Linked DNA regions of Homo sapiens: regions 2 and 3 are each linked to region 1. Evidence: read pairs that join two places in POLR2A ChIA-PET (ENCODE). Cell type or tissue: MCF 10A. All regions are shown on one strand. Region 1 overlaps BABAM2 (BRISC and BRCA1 A complex member 2). Region 2 overlaps FOSL2 (FOS like 2, AP-1 transcription factor subunit). Region 3 overlaps FOSL2 (FOS like 2, AP-1 transcription factor subunit).

The links. Peaks named below come from ENCODE experiments on the same cell type or tissue, not always from the same donor. Only the 100,000 strongest peaks of a DNase experiment are listed, where the experiment ranks them.
Region 2: POLR2A ChIA-PET joins it to region 1 with 11 read pairs; 15 of 35 experiments call an interaction of 5 or more read pairs at or near these places.
Region 3: POLR2A ChIA-PET joins it to region 1 with 14 read pairs; 5 of 35 experiments call an interaction of 5 or more read pairs at or near these places.

Annotation. Positions count from the first base shown.
Region 1 is chr2:28,273,025-28,278,024 of GRCh38, reverse strand. All of the region lies in intron 10 of BABAM2 (BRISC and BRCA1 A complex member 2), which reads right to left. LOC124907745 (a long non-coding RNA gene) reads left to right here. Exons shown (of 2, transcript XR_007086254.1): 1 at 1-5,000. Among named protein-coding and RNA genes, the nearest start is that of BABAM2-AS2, 35 kb to the left of the region's middle. RefSeq lists enhancers at 1,390-2,589, 3,188-3,297. In MCF 10A, no CTCF peak of the experiment used is centred here; DNase peaks (open chromatin) are centred at 1,744, 2,554 and 2,924.
Region 2 is chr2:28,398,515-28,403,514 of GRCh38, reverse strand. The region is part of intron 1 of FOSL2 (FOS like 2, AP-1 transcription factor subunit); the gene reads right to left. Among named protein-coding and RNA genes, the nearest start is that of FOSL2-AS1, 6.3 kb to the right of the region's middle. In MCF 10A, no CTCF peak of the experiment used is centred here; a DNase peak (open chromatin) is centred at 4,854.
Region 3 is chr2:28,411,117-28,416,116 of GRCh38, reverse strand. It overlaps FOSL2 (FOS like 2, AP-1 transcription factor subunit), which reads right to left. Exons shown (of 4, transcript NM_005253.4): 4 at 1-4,187. The coding sequence ends at 3,669. Among named protein-coding and RNA genes, the nearest start is that of FOSL2-AS1, 19 kb to the right of the region's middle. RefSeq lists enhancers at 1,867-2,471, 2,472-3,076. In MCF 10A, no CTCF peak of the experiment used is centred here; no DNase peak of the experiment used is centred here.

The DNA of each region.
Region 1 (5,000 bases):
TCTCTGCCTTGGACATCCTTTCCTCTTTATCTACCTACCAGATTTCTAATTGCACTTCCAAGACTGAGCTCTAGGACATATGTGTAAAACCCTTCTGAGGGGGTTTCTACACATGTATTATGGCATTTTCCACGCAGTGTTTGCATGCCTGTCTCCCTTACCCGAGTACAAACTCCTTAGTGTAGCTATCCATTTCTGTGACCACATGGCTTAACCTAGACGTTGGTCCATAGTAGATACTCAAATGTTTGCTGAGTTGACTTGAAGGTACACAAGGCTTTTCTCCTTAACAATAGGACCAGACTTTAACCTCTGCATGCCCGAACGCTCTTGGTAATAGTGCTACAGACATAGCAGGTGAGGAACAAAACAGTCAGCTGGTTACGGAGGCAACCGTGAAGCACCAGAAGTGGTTAAAAGCAGCTGTGAAAGGGCAGGCATGGGGCGGGGTACTCTTGCTTTTCATTATACATCTTTGTGAAGTATTTGCTTTTGCAACCATGTCCATGTTTCTTTGGCAAATATAATAAACAAAATCCTTTGTTGGTTATGAATAATCTATTGATGTGTCTGCAAACTACAAGGGACCACTTTCCATATATTTAAAAGGACAGATTATGGGCCGGGAACAGTGGCTCACGTCTGTAATCCCAGCACTTTGGGAGGATGAGGCTGGAGGATCACTTGAGGTCAGGAGTTTGAGACCAGCCTGGCCAACATGGTGAAACCTGTCTGCACTAAAAATACAAAAATTAGCTAGGTGTGGTGGCGGGCACCTGTAGTCCCAGCTACTCGGGAAGCTGAGGCAGGAGAATCGCTTGAACCCAGGAGGCAGAGGTTGCAGTGAGCCGAGGTCGCCCCACTGCACTCCAGCCTGGGCGATGGAGCCAGACTCTGTCTAAAAATAAATGAATAAATGGACAGGTTACGTTCTGAGGCTTAACTCCAAACAGGCTATGTCATCAGTGTGTGTCAGTGACGAGGGAGATAGCCAAGCATGAGGCTGCACGGGGAGGGTCACTAGGCCAGCAGAGCCCTGCGCCTCAGAACAAAGCAATGGCCCTGCACAGAGAACATGGGCTCACTCTGCCGTCTGCTAATGTGTAAAGATAATGCTCATCATCTGTATGTATGTTTTGTGCAGGGTTTACTAAAAATATGAGAATACTGTAGGAAAACATGATTTTATTCCTTCTAACCCCTAACATACGTAAAGAGTGAAGGAGATGAAGCCTTTGCAAGCTATTTCTGCCAGCTTATGAAAACTAGAATTTTAATATTTTAGGCAGAAGATTTTCATATATACGAACACATATATGTACATGTATTTGGTTAAAGGAAGTGGGCCTTAGTGCTGGGGCATCCAAGTGTAGAAAGGGTGAGGCTGAGATTTCTATTGAGGACAATTTAGTACTTGGGTTGTGAGCCAAACACGAAGAAGGTGGGCACTGTGATGTGTACCAGCAGGCTCAATGGGCACGTTACCCAGCGTGGATCACAGGTCGATTCTTTCAAAGGCCAGAGATGAAGATAAATCAGTCTTTGCTAAAAACATCCCACGGCTGCGCGTTACAAAGGCATATTTTGCTTCAGTATGTAATTTCCTCACTACTTAACTATAAAAGTGTATCAGAATTGAATTCTAGGGCTTTTTCTAAATGAGAGCTGAGTCACAGGTATCTCGGTGCTGTGTCTGCAGACTAAAGTGGATGACTCACATCTGTAAAATTCTGAGAGAAAGTACCAACCGACCCCTTGCTTAGTCATCTTTTGCATGGATGCTGGGTTCATGAGCTCTGTAAACTATAATGAGCGATCTAGCCTTTTACCATCTCTTTATTCTTTTCTAAACAGTACAAATTACATCTCTAAAAATAACTTCATCTACGCAAGTGAGTCACTTCAACCTAACAAGCTTCCACAAGTTACTCAGCTAAATTGTACTATTTACTGTGAAGGTAAAAATCTTGTTGTCATATTAGTCCCATTTTTTTCTTTCTTTCTTTTTTTTTTTTTTGAGATAAAAATTTGGTAGACTTGGAAAAGGGAGGAGGTTTCAGCAAATGTTTTAAAAAACATATGATTTACTCCTAACCTCTCACATGGGCAGGGGTTGTGATGGGGCTGGAGGAAGGAATTCTTTGAAAACTATTTCTAACAGCGCATGAAAATCAGAATTTTAATATTTCAGGCTGTAGCTTAAGCAAAGACTCTGCAATTTTCTTTGTGTGAGCCCATGCGTAAGCTGTCCTCTCTGCGGGATGTTTATTGGCTGTTGGAAGAGATATATATCAATAATTCTATTTGCTTTAAAATCCTGATCTGTGAAATTATGACATTTTTGACGAGAGACCCAGCCACGCTAATAAATGCATATGTATTAAATACTAATCTTTGCTCTTCCAGGAGCTGATCACTCACCACACCCTGAATTCTCTAGACACACAACTAAGCTTTGGTACTCCACCCGTTTACTGTGTAGCTTTCCAACCCCGAGGCCTGCCTGCTGGTCTTTAGCTTGCCTTTCCTGGCCTGGCATTGTCAGCTCTCAGCAGCCCCACCCCAGGCCTATCCCAGTTAGGCAATAGGTACAATGGAGGCAAGAGCAGGTGACCTGCATGAGGCTTATACCTTCACAACCTGGGCAGCAATACTGAAATATCAAAGCACTGTTAATCCACACTCTAGCCTCAGTCAAAGTGGACTAGAAGGATTTCTCATTCATGTTTGGCCAGGAATGAAATTACTAATACCAACAGGCCTAGAAAGTTTCCACTGCTGTTTCAGCTTCTCCTTTAAGACATCAGATCCGTTGGCTTCATCCAAATGGCCACGTGAACAACCTTTCCCTGTGCATGGGGGTGCTTTAGAAGAGGAAAATGAAATCACTGGTCCATCTGAAAATTCCCCAGGAAATGGACTGCAAAGCCTACTTCCTGACTCCAACGAAGGCAGAGGCTGAGTCATCTAATCCCTCCCGACTAGTATTCACTTGACTTGCACCAAGTAGGTCAGCTGGAGTCGTCTGAATTCTGCTCTCTGTCCTCGTAAGCAGCCACCCCCTGCAGTGGAGCTACTGGAGCATGCTGGGTCTGGTCTCTTCTGCGAGGTCTTCACTCAGCCTCAGCCCACAAAGTTGATGTTACATAACCTCTCCTAAGTTTCTCTTTTCTCATTTGCAAAATGGGAAGAGTCACACCATTTACCTCTCAGGGCTGTGACGATGAAAAGGGACACTGTACATGCAAGTGCTACACAGACTTCAAGGTGCTCTGACCACTCAGCTCTCCCATTTCAGCAAGTGGTTACTGAGCTCTTGTCTAGTGCCTAACACCGGGCCAGGCGCTGTGCATAACAAAGAGTTAAAACATGGTTTAGAAGCCTGGGCAACATGGCAAAACCCTGTCTCTACTAAAAACACAAAAAATTAGCTGGGCATGGTGGGTGCACCTGTAGTCCCAGCTACTGGCATAGGGGGTTGAGGTGGGAGGATTGCCTGAGTCTAGGAGGTTAAGGCTGCAGTGAGCCAAGATCGCACCACTGCATTCTGGTCCTGACAACAGAATGAGATTCTGTCTCAAAAAACAAAACAAAACATGGTTTAGATTTAGTCCTGGACCTCAGTAAGCAAATTAAGCAGAATAATGAAGCAAATACATATGACAATTAAGGAACCATTCAAGATAACAGATCTCATAATTACGTTATTTGGATCAAGTGTTATTCAGGTGGGAGTGCTCGGTTAGACAGTGAAGCTGAAGACAGCTTTTAAGAAATGGTGCAAGAAAGATGAGGAGGTCAAGGAGAAAAAGCAAGAAGGGTCAACAAAGAGGCCAAGGCTGAGTGGGAGAGAAAGCTGGATGGGGAAGGTGAGCCTGTCTACTGGGGAAGGCCGCCAGATAAAGGTGGTGTCTTGAAATGATTAATGTGGTGGCAAGGCCCAAGAGCCACAGACAAACCAGCTGGCCAGTGAGCTAGTCCTGGAGGTGACAGGTTATAAGCAAGGGTGAAGGCACGGGAGTGGCAAACACAGGAATGAGTAACACCTTGCATTTCTATAGCACATGACGCCTTCCCCTTTGCTTTCATGTGATTTAATCCTCACAAACCTCCATGAGCTAGGCAGGGTAAGTGTCAATCTCATTTCACAGACGAGGAAGCTGAATCTCGGAGCCACTGCGTGGTGAGGCTGAGAAGTTAACCCAGTTTCCTGACTAAGATGGGTGCTCCTTTGACTGCCTGTGTAGCCTCCACACTTGCTGGGTATCAGATTTACCCATGAAGCTGTTTTATTTTTTATTTTTTTTGGAGACAGTCTTGCTCTGTTGCCCAGGCTGGAGTGCAGTGGTATAATCTCGGCTCACTGCAACCTCTGCCTCCCAGGTTCAAGCAATTCTCGTACCTCATCCTCCCAAGAAGCTGGGACTACAAGTCCATGCCACTACATGCAGCTAATTTTTGTATTTTTAGTAGACACGGGGTTTCACTATGTTGGCCAGGCTGGTCTCGAACTCCTGACCTCAAGTGATCCTCCCACCTCGGCCTCCCAAAGTGCTGGGATTAGAGGCGTGAGCCACTGGGCCTGGCCTGAAGCTATTTTATTAAAACCACACAAGTTCAGCAACCAATCCTCCCTAACCCCTTTCAGATTGAACAGTGGAACAGGGAGAGGAGAGAAGAGAAGAAAGGCAGGAGGTGCTCAGTCCTCAGAATCTGCCAAGGCTCTCAGGGGTTCTGACGTAGTCAGGGCATGAACCACTGCACCCACTGCACTGTACAATGTGGTACCTAAGTGGTTAAGAAGGAGAAAAGAGACGGGCAAATGAGACATCATTCCAAGGGCTGAAGCCTCAGTTCATAGAAACTGGTCTGCCATTAAAAGCTGGATGGAGCAGAAAATGTTCGGTCCGTGGAATTGGGTAAGAACTGTGCCCTAAACAGGGACGTCGTATCAGCTCCATGTGCCTGTGCTAGCTCTTATTTTTACCCTTCACAGCCAG
Region 2 (5,000 bases), 130 kb before region 1:
CTAACAAGTAGCGGCATTTGCAGCCAGACATCCCTTGCTGTCCTTGTCCCTCCTCCCTTCCCATCATCAGCATCTTGCTTGGGGCAGACTGGCTGAGTGTGTCTCTCTACCCAGCTACATAGGCATTGATCTATGTTCACAGATGTTTCTGTGGGAAACTCTGGTGCTGCTAGTGCAGTTTTCTCCCCGCTTCTTAATTTATGCCCAGACCACGTTGCAGAGCTCTCTGGAACATGCTGCAGGAAGCATTCTATTTAAAATATAAGATGATGACAGAGTATAGAAACTAAAATGGGCTGTGCTCCTTAGCAGCTGGTCCTGACCTTTCTCCAAGGCAGCTACTGGAAACTGCAAGAAGCGGGAAGGAGAGAAGAGCCCCCTACTTCCAGCTTTTCAGAGGCAAGTCCCCCTAATGGAACCCAGGTGAACCTTCATCTTCAGATGACTCCTGTGTCCACATAAAGCTTCTCCAAGTAGTTTCTTCCCCACTTAAAAACTGGGTGAGATGAAGACAATAGCTAACAACACTTCCTGGGCACTTACTAAATGTCAGACACCATGGCTTACCTAGATTATCTCACTAATTCTCTCTCTGAGTGAAGAACGACCATTAGCTCCATTTTAGGGACAGAAATTTAGGCTTAGTGAGATTAAGTAACTTATTCAAGGCCACATTGCTAATAAGCAGCGGGGTCAGGATTCAAACCCAGTCCAGCCTGACAAAGAGGCCAGAGCCCCTGAACACAGTGGTATACAAGCTCCTTTTCCATTGCTTTCTTCCTCAAAATCCAGCCCTAAGTGCTGGTTATCCACCCCCACTGCCCTCAGACAGAGTGTCAGGTCATCCCCTATAGACCTCCCCTCTCACAAAGAAGGTACCACAGGTCTGTCTGGCCCCGAATGGAACCCCACTATCATTAGCATGGATGCTGTAGAACCCTCCCTATGCTGGTCCAATCAGACCAACTAGGATAGAAGCATTCGCAGCAATGGAAGCTGGCACCACCATTGTCTTTGCCTTGTCACAACATCAGGGTTCCTGCTGTGTAAATAACACATAGAGTACCTCACTACAGCTGACAGAGCTGGGGACCCCTTCTTGCTCAATTCCCTGCTATCTGCCTGACCCTAGTCTGCATGTTGGAACGGCTGCCTCATCAACCAGACCACCTCGGGGGCCCAGGCCAAGGGCTTCAGTGAAGAGAGCTGCCCAGCACAATGGATTCTGGGATTCTGGAGGAAAGTTACCCAGTGCAATGGATTCTGGGGTTTGGGAGGAGAGCTGCCTAAAGCAATTGGTTCTAGGATTCTGGAGGAAAGTTACCCATTGCAATGCATTCTGGGATTCGGGAGGAGAGCCACCTAGAGCAATGGGTTCTGGGATTCTGGAGGAAAGTTACCCAGCACAATGCATTCTGGGATTCGGGAGGAGAGCTGCACAGAGCAATGGGTTCTGGGATTCTGGAGGAAAGTTACCCAGTACAATGCATTCTGAGATTCAAGAGGAGAGTTGCACAGAACAATGGTTTCTGGCATTCTGGAGAAAAGTTATCCGGTGCAATGCATCATTCTGAGATTCAGGAGGAGAGCTGCCTAGAGCAATGGGTTCTGGGATACTGGAGGAAAGTTACCCAGTACAATGGATTCTGGGATCCCGTGAAGAGAGCTGCCCAGGGTGATAGATTCTGAGTTGCATTTCTGAAGGCAAAGAAAAGTGGGCTTTTTATCAGGCGCTGACTGAAAAGCAGCAGGTGTGTGCATATGAAGGAGGGAAGAGTGCAGTGAACAGGAAAGCATCCAAGTGGGAAATGATCTTCAAGGAGGAAAAATGGCCAATTGGGGCTGGGCTGTGAGTAGGCAGAGTCGTGAGAACAGCAGGCATGGCTGAGTGTGTGTAGAAGCACCAAGTCCCAGACAGCTATTTTTTTCCTGAGCTGCTGGATGGGAGGGGCGGGGAGTCAACACTGCACTCGGGGTCAGGAGGCATGGGGTTGAGGCCTGGCTTAGCCACTGAGTGCCTTGCCCTGGGCTCAAGGACTCAATTCCATGGATGTAAAGGGGAATACTCATCAAACTCACTGCACTGCCATGAGGATTAAATGAGTAGCTACTTGTAATCACAGGCTATAAAAGCACGCCAGTGGTTCTCAACCCTGGCTACACATTAGAATATTCCAAGGAGCTTGTAAAAAACACACTAATGTCAGAGCCTCGCCATTAGACCTCTAAAATAATTGGTTTGGGGCAGGGCTCTGATAAGCTTTTTTTTTTTTTTTAAACCCCCAAGGAGAGTCTGTTGTGCAGCCAGGGTTGAGAAACATTGCTCCAAACCAATGGAAGGTCACCATCACCACCACCATCATCATTAGATGTGCCTGTGTACTCTGCCCAGGAGGCTCTGGGGAGAAGTGCCAGCTACCCACTCCTGGGAAGCACCCAACTTTTAAATTCCATTTCTCTCCCCAAGCCAGGTTCTGGGTTTGAAATGCACCTGAGGCATTCAGCACAATGGTTTGATATGACTCCCTCCTCCATGGGGAAGCTGTCAGCTTTCCTTTTAGGAAAGCACCTAAGAAAGTCACTCCTCATTCCAACAAATAAAAGTGCTCCCGTTTTAGGCTTGGGGAACCCAGCAGAAAATCTGAAGCAAAGCTGAGGGACAAAGACCCCTTCAGAATAAGTGGATGCCTATTAGCCCCTCTGAGGCCCTCTAGTCCACCCGCTCTGGAGGGCAGGTCCGTGGTGTGTGCTCCCCGGTATACATCAGCCAGATTCCTCGCAGCAATGGCTTGGTCTAGACAAAACAAGACAGCAATAAAAACCAGCCAGGAGGTAATGACTGCCTCTGAAACGCATGTACACCTTGTTTCAGACAGGAGGCAAAGCCATCTGGATAATACACTGGCTCTAAACTGCAAGGAAAACAATGTCCCATCCCCAGAGGGGCCCGGGGCTCTGATAAAGAAGGCTTTTGTCTCCAAGAGGAGCTTCTCTTGGAGACACACAAAAGTTTCAATTAGATCTGGCAGATGGGTCTTGTCTCAACTCCCAGCATGTTATTCAGAAACGTGTTATTCAGAAACGTGTTATTCAGACACTGGGGTAGGAGAGAAGAGGTGAAGTTAGGAGTTTGTGGTCCCAGAAGTTAGCCTAGCATTCTTCTATGCCAATAGACCCGAGAATCAGCCACATGTCACACTGGAGATAAATCGTGGTTCTCTACGGACGAGTTAACACTAAACACAAACCAAGATAGAGCTGCTCAGCTGGGGGCTACAGGGCAGTTTCAAACCTGCTGCATGCATGCCAGGAGTGTGCTGGGAGTGATGGGATCAGGAGAGGTAACCCAAAACCTCACTCGGCTGCCTGGGGCTCTGTAGCCAACATGTCCTCCTCAAGGACACTTTGAAGATGCTGGATGCCTATGTAGCATTCCAGCCTGGCAAAGCCTCCAAATATTTCACTGTGTCACCCTGTCAACTGCGGGGTGGGCAAGAATGCCTATAAAAGGATATAGTGGTCCCCATCCACCTCCTAGAGCAGAGTTTAGCAAACTTTTGCTGTGAAGGGTCAGACAGCAAATATTTTAGGCTTGGTGGGCTATACGGTCTTGGCTGCACCTCAATTCTGCCACTGCAGTGCGAAAGCAGCCCTAGATAACATGTAAACAAATAGGCAGGACTGTGCCACTGTATTTTATTTAGAAAAATACTCAGGACATAGTTTGCCAACCCCTGTCCCAGAGGTTCATTCTCATCTCCCATGCTCAGGTTGGAGGGAAACGAATACAGAGGAAATAAGAAAGCAAAAAGTCAGAACTGAGATGTTCCTCCAACCCAGGTAGCCGAGGAGACGGGCTCTCACTTATCAGCTTGAACCTCCAGACCCTGAGCCGACGTTCAAACCCTTACAAGCCTTGTGGTCTTTGGGCATGGAAACTCCCATCACCCTGCTGTACCCTGTTGCTAGGGTGCCACCGGGCTGCTTGGGAAGGATGCGTGTGCTCCTTCCACTGCCAATGAGAAAGACGGCCGAAAACACGGACCCTCTAGGGCCACCAAACCTCAGCAGGTCAGAGAAGTTCCCCCCACAACAGTTGCTGATTTGGGAAAACTGCCTCCTGAGACTCTATACTGGAGCCTTGGCTTCAGCTATGAACCCATGGCTTTTTGCTGACAGGTATTGGAACTAGGGTTTGGGCCCCTACAGGACCGGATGGGGCCGAGGGCTTATCCCAGAGACTCGTGAGTGGGCAGAACTGGTATGTGAGATGGAAGTCAGGGTTGGGGTTCTTGGCCCAGCCCCTTGGCCAGGCGATTCTCCATCAGATAGATTTTTGTCTGGGTTATCAAGCATTCAAGCCATGAAGCCCTGTGGACTCTGTAAACTGCCTTGCCAGGCAAGCAGGTATGATTGAGTGTATCTAGGAAGGGACTGGGTTCTTTCCCTTTAAGAACCCTTTCTTTAGATTCCCAGGATGGAAAAGGGACAATTCCAACATCCTAGAAGATTGGCTCCCAAGAAGAGAAAAGGATAAGGGCACAATCTGTCTCATACCTCCCATCACATCCCCACTGAGGTCCAGTTTAACGCAAATACTCTGTATTTTTACTGAACCTGGGATGTTCCCCAAAGCCTTCCATAAGGAATTTAACCATTCTTCACAGGTTCTGCGTTGAACATCACTTTGACCTCTGACATTTCATTCCTCTCTGAAGAAATACCACTATGTCACAATGGAAACTGTTGCTAATAAGTTGTGATTTCCCAAAGCGTTACAGTTTATAAATGCTGTCTTAGGTGACTCGCCTCCCTTCAGCCTCCACGCTTTCCTGGGTTCCCTTGAAAGACTTACTCTATCCTCCTCCACCTGGCTGCCTGCCAGGGGGAAGAGAAGCAGGGAAGGAAAGAAACAGAAAGAGAAGGCCTTAGCCCTCGTCCAGGCTCCCCAGCTGCTTCCCTGCCAGGGCCCTTTTGGCCAGAAGCGCCACTCCAAAGCA
Region 3 (5,000 bases), 140 kb before region 1:
TGTCAATAAATAGTGAGATGCTGGCTTTTAATATGAATGCCAAAACAACTCAACAAGCAGAAGGTAGCAAAGACTCCTTAAGTTTTTTAAAGAAAATTCACACATCACATATTCTATTGGTCCCCAAATTCTCTAAGGACTTGGGTTACCCCTCTGACCATCTGAGGAGTGCACGGGAGCACATGGTGGGGTAGAAGGAGAAGTATGGAGTGGGAGAATATTGTAGGGGATAAGTCCTTGAGAACAAACATCAGACTGAAGGCAATCTTACCTTGGATCTTGAAGACAGACCTTCTCACCTCTAAGTGTTTCTGTTTATCCATTACTTAGGGGCCTTTTATAAAGAGATGTCCTCATCCCTTAGTCTCATCCTAACGAGGATCTATATAAAAGCGCCTAACACAGTGCCTGGCACATCGTAGGTGTATTCTTTTCCTTCCTAAAGGGGGCACAAAGATGTCTGATCAGGAAAGGAAATCGACCTGAAAGTTAAATGGCGAGATTGCATTTGCACTGTTGGTCCATCAAGGAAAAGAGAAAAAAAGTCCCAGTGCTCCAGACAATTCAACCACACTTGGAATCAAGTGAGAGGAGAGGGAGATTCCTTTCCCCAGAGCCTGAGAAACAGAAGCAGCAGCCCCAGATGGCTTTTGACTTTGAGATGCTTGTGTGACACACCTGGCCCCCAACACAGGCAGAATGATGTTTGACTCTGAAAACCTCCCCAGTGAATTATCTGCTTGGAGCCGGCTCCAGCAATTTCCTAAGCCTCAGCCGGGATCGCCTCTCCTTCCTGTGCCAGCAGCTTCCCCCATTCAACTGGCCAGGGAGAGGACTATTCGCAGAAAGACTGGCCAGGAGGCCAAGAAGACGGTGTGTTTTACACGAGCTGATCAGAGCGCCCGCCCTGTGCCGTCCCAGAGCTGCCTGCAGCCCAATCGGAGTCCACACCTCCGAGCTGCCTCGCGAGTGGAGCCACAAGAAGCACAGAAGTTCCTAAGCCAAACAGAAAGGCAGCCCCAATGCAGCTGTTCCCATAGCTGGAGCCATGGAGGTGTCTGGTGATTCTGGAGCAAGGGTGTGTGTGTGTATGAGAGAGAGAACTTGGAGGGCAAGCCATAAGGAAGTAAAACTCAGGATATGCTCACGACTTAGGTGTGAATATTCAGTCTTCCCCAAATCAAATCACCTCTGACTTTGGGGAAGCTGAACGACCTCCTATGACAAAGCCTGGGGGTCTTCACAGGGCACGTAGCTCAGAGTCCTCTTACAGTCCTGTGTGTTGGCTGGACGTTTGCCTTCTGCTGGTCCCAACACCAACACAGCTTGAAATCTGAACTGAAGCCAAGTTGTGCCTCAGGAATTTGTCCAGCCTGGCCACAAATCAGGCTGTGACCTGCACGGGGATCTTTGCTGCACAAAGTGGGGTATAAGGGGGCTTTTAGAAATAAAAGACAAGAAAGCAGCTTCATTTAAGAAATATCTATATGCACAAAAAAGAAAATAGCTCCCACTTGGCTACAAATACCACTTGAGATGATTACCCCTGTGAGAGCTGAGTGCACCCCAGTTTTCTTTGCCCATCTCCTGCTACTCCTGGCTCATTCTGCTGCTTGGATTCATCTCAAGCCAGAAACCCAACTGCCCAATCTTCTTAGAAGGGTCCCTCCCAGAGCCCCTGGGAAATCGGGAGAGGGGCATCACAGCCAAGGGATGCAGGAAATAACATTTTTAAAGTATTTTAAACAAAATCCTTTTTCTTTGAAACCCTCCTTTCTGCATCACTTGTACAGGTCACTTCCAGTCCCACTGGCCCATGTACTTTAAGCATACGGCTGTTCCACTCTGTGTGTCTAGTGCACGAAAACAGGTCATGTTCATGAAATAACATGCGAGGGAACAGCTGTGTGAATGTGTCACTGCTTTCTCCACGGGGGATCTTAATTATCTTTCAAACGAGGATACTGTGACCTCTAGAGCTGAATCCCCAGCAGCAGAGTCTTTGCAGAGCACAAGCCCCGCAGAGGCTGGTTCTGGCCAGGAGCTACTCCCTGGATTCCTGTCAAGGCCCTGCTGGACAAGAAACTCAGCAGGAGCCATACCCTGGGGAGAAAAGGCTCAGAGGGGTGGGCAGCAGGGACCCTGCTGAGCTGTGCTCCTGCTGGAGGCCAGGGGGACCCTTCCCCAACCCCGTGAAAGGGGGCAGCTCTCCTGCAGTGGGAAGCAAAACATCCTATCTCCAATTCCAGCAGCCAGAAAGATTCAACAGACAACCAGGAATGGCGCATGAGCCACAAGCCACAGCGACAGCTCAGGCCAGCTGTTCACAGCTTGCTTGCTGCCTGGGCCAGAAGAGTGCACTGGGGTGGGGACAGGGGAGTGTAAAAGAGAAAGCACTTGATCCAGCAGGTGGCAGATGACCACAGAGGGCAGGAAAGGCCCGGTGCCCTGCGGGGAGGTGAGCAGCCAGGACAGGCTGAGCGGGTGCTGGGGCAGCAGCTGCTGCAGACGCCACTCCAGTGACGGCCTCCCGCCTCCCTCCCCTGCCTCTCCATCCTCAGCAAATGCTTCTTTGAGGCTTGGGGAGGGGCTGCCTGGCAGCATCTGGGGAAGGTCCAGGCCCACGCTCATTAAATCTCTGTGGGTGGCGTCACCCTGAGAGCCAGGGTGGGGGAAAGGCGGAGCCCGGCAGGGACTTGGAGTATAATGTGTGGCTCCTAGGGAGGGACGCCTCCCTGGTCCGGAGAGAAGGGTCCAGGGGCAGAATGGCAAGGCAGTAATTACAGGAGACGCCCTACTCAAGACACCAGGTGAAGGGAAGCTGGCTAGGACACCCGTGTGGCTTTGTTGGCATGCTTCCTGGCCTGGTAATTAGGCGTTTGGCAAACCCAACCTGTGCCCCACTGTCTCACTCACACCCTGTCTTCTGGCCAAGCCGTTCCTCCAGAAGCCGTCTCCGAAGGTGGGCAGGAAGGGTCCTCTGAGCCTCCCAGTGATGGCAGCATCTCCTTGAGAGCTCAGGGAGCCCCGCTGGGAGTTCTGGAGATGATGACTGGGAGGCGTCAGGGTAGGGAAGGCTCTGTATTGCACTTTGTCCCCTTCTGGACAAGTCAGCCCCAGCAGAAGAGCCACCTGCTGCCCCATCTCCAGAAATGAAGAGCTTTAATATTCAGACCACCCAGATGAAATGTCATGGCAAATTTGATAAAAACCAAGAGGGAGTGAAACTGACGCTGGGGGAGGAAAGGGTCAAGTCGAGGGAAGGTGAAACCAAAAGGCACTGAGCATGCGTGGTGGGGCAGGGAAGGACACCATCACTCCAGAGACAGTATGGTAACAAAGGGACAGGAATGGTCCAGGCCAGCTTCAGGCTCTTCAGAAGCCAGAGAGATGTCCAAGTCTACCAAACCGAGTTCTCCAAGGCTTTTCAAGAAATGGGATTTGCTTGCAAGATGAATGAGGGAGGAGGTCCCATGGCTTCTAAGAGATCAACCCAAGTCTTCCAATACTCACTGCTAAGTCCCACCTGGGTCCCCCAGAGCCAGGAAGCTCCCTGGTGGCAGGTCCCCCTCTTGCCCTCACGGCCCTGGAGCGCTTGAAGGTGCTGGTCCCTGGGAAGGAGGAGCGAGGAGGACCCCCTCCGGAGCTGGGGAGGGAGGTGCACTGGGTTACAGAGCCAGCAGAGTGGGGGAGTTCAAGGAGTCTGATGATTGGTCCCCGCTGCTACTGCTTCTGCGGTGAGCCTTGGAGCAGGATTCGGAGGGAGATGCGGGTGACTCCTGCTCCAGGACGCTAGGATAGGTGAAGACGAGGTTCGAGGTGCCCGGAGTGACAGCAGGTGTGGAGGTCACCACGATGGGGGTGTGCAGGGGCTCCTCACCGTAGAAGCCCCCAGCAATGCTGATGGGCTTGATGACAGAGCGCTGGGCCTTGTCCAGCCCCGCCGACGAGGACGAGGGGCTGTCCTCTTCCAGGGGCTCCTGTTTCACCACTACAGCGCCCACCGAGCCACCCCCACTGCGCATGGGCTGCAGCCCAGGGGCTGGGGGCGATCGGCGCTCCTCGGGGCTAATCTTGCACACTGGGCCGTGAGCCACCAACATGAACTCCAGCTTCTCCTTCTCCTTCTGCAGCTCAGCAATCTCCTTCTGCAGGCCTGACTTCTCCTCCTCCAGCTCCTCTGTCTCCTGCCACGGAAAGAGAGGGATGTGAGGGACAGCAACCTGCCAGGGACCAATCTAGGCAGGAAAGAGAAAACCAGTAATGTTCTCAGACACTGTGAGAGCAGAGGCTCACACACCTAACCACAGACCCCGCTGGTCTGAGTCTCTCAGTCACCTGGAGGCTCAAGATTCCTTTCATTTCCAAAGAAGGAAAGTCAGCTTGGAGAGGGGGTAAGACAACAACTGCAGCTGCCATAACCCAGCACCTACTTTGTGCAGGGCACAGTGTTAAGCATTTCAGAGATGATCTCATTCAATCTTCCAGGAGTTTTTTGGAAGCAGATGTTATCATCGCCCCATTTTGCAGATGAGGAAACTGAGGTTCAGAGGGGTTCTGTTAATTTTCCAAAGTCACCGAGCTAGCAGGTGGGGTAGCCCAGATTTGATTCCCAATGTATCTGACTCCAGGGTCTATGTTCTATGGCCTTGGTGCCAGGACTGCCCCCTCGGTACCCCTGAGGGGTGAGTACTGCAGAGATCTGCATGGAGAAGGGGGTACGGAACACAGCTCTACCCACCTCTCTCCTTCTCTTACTCCCCAACCCCATGCCAGCCCACCTGTGGATGGATAAACGCTAAGCCCTAGGCTGCTAGAGAGTGGAGACTTTGTCATGCACACTCCTGTATCCCTAGCACCTAGAACAGTGCCTGGCTTCTCAGAAGTGCTCAGCAAATCCCTGTGGGATTATCACAGCCTCTCCTCCTCCCTTTTTTCACTCCAATTTCTTTCTTTTTTTTTTTTTTGAGACAGAGTCTCACTCTGTCTTACCCAGGCTG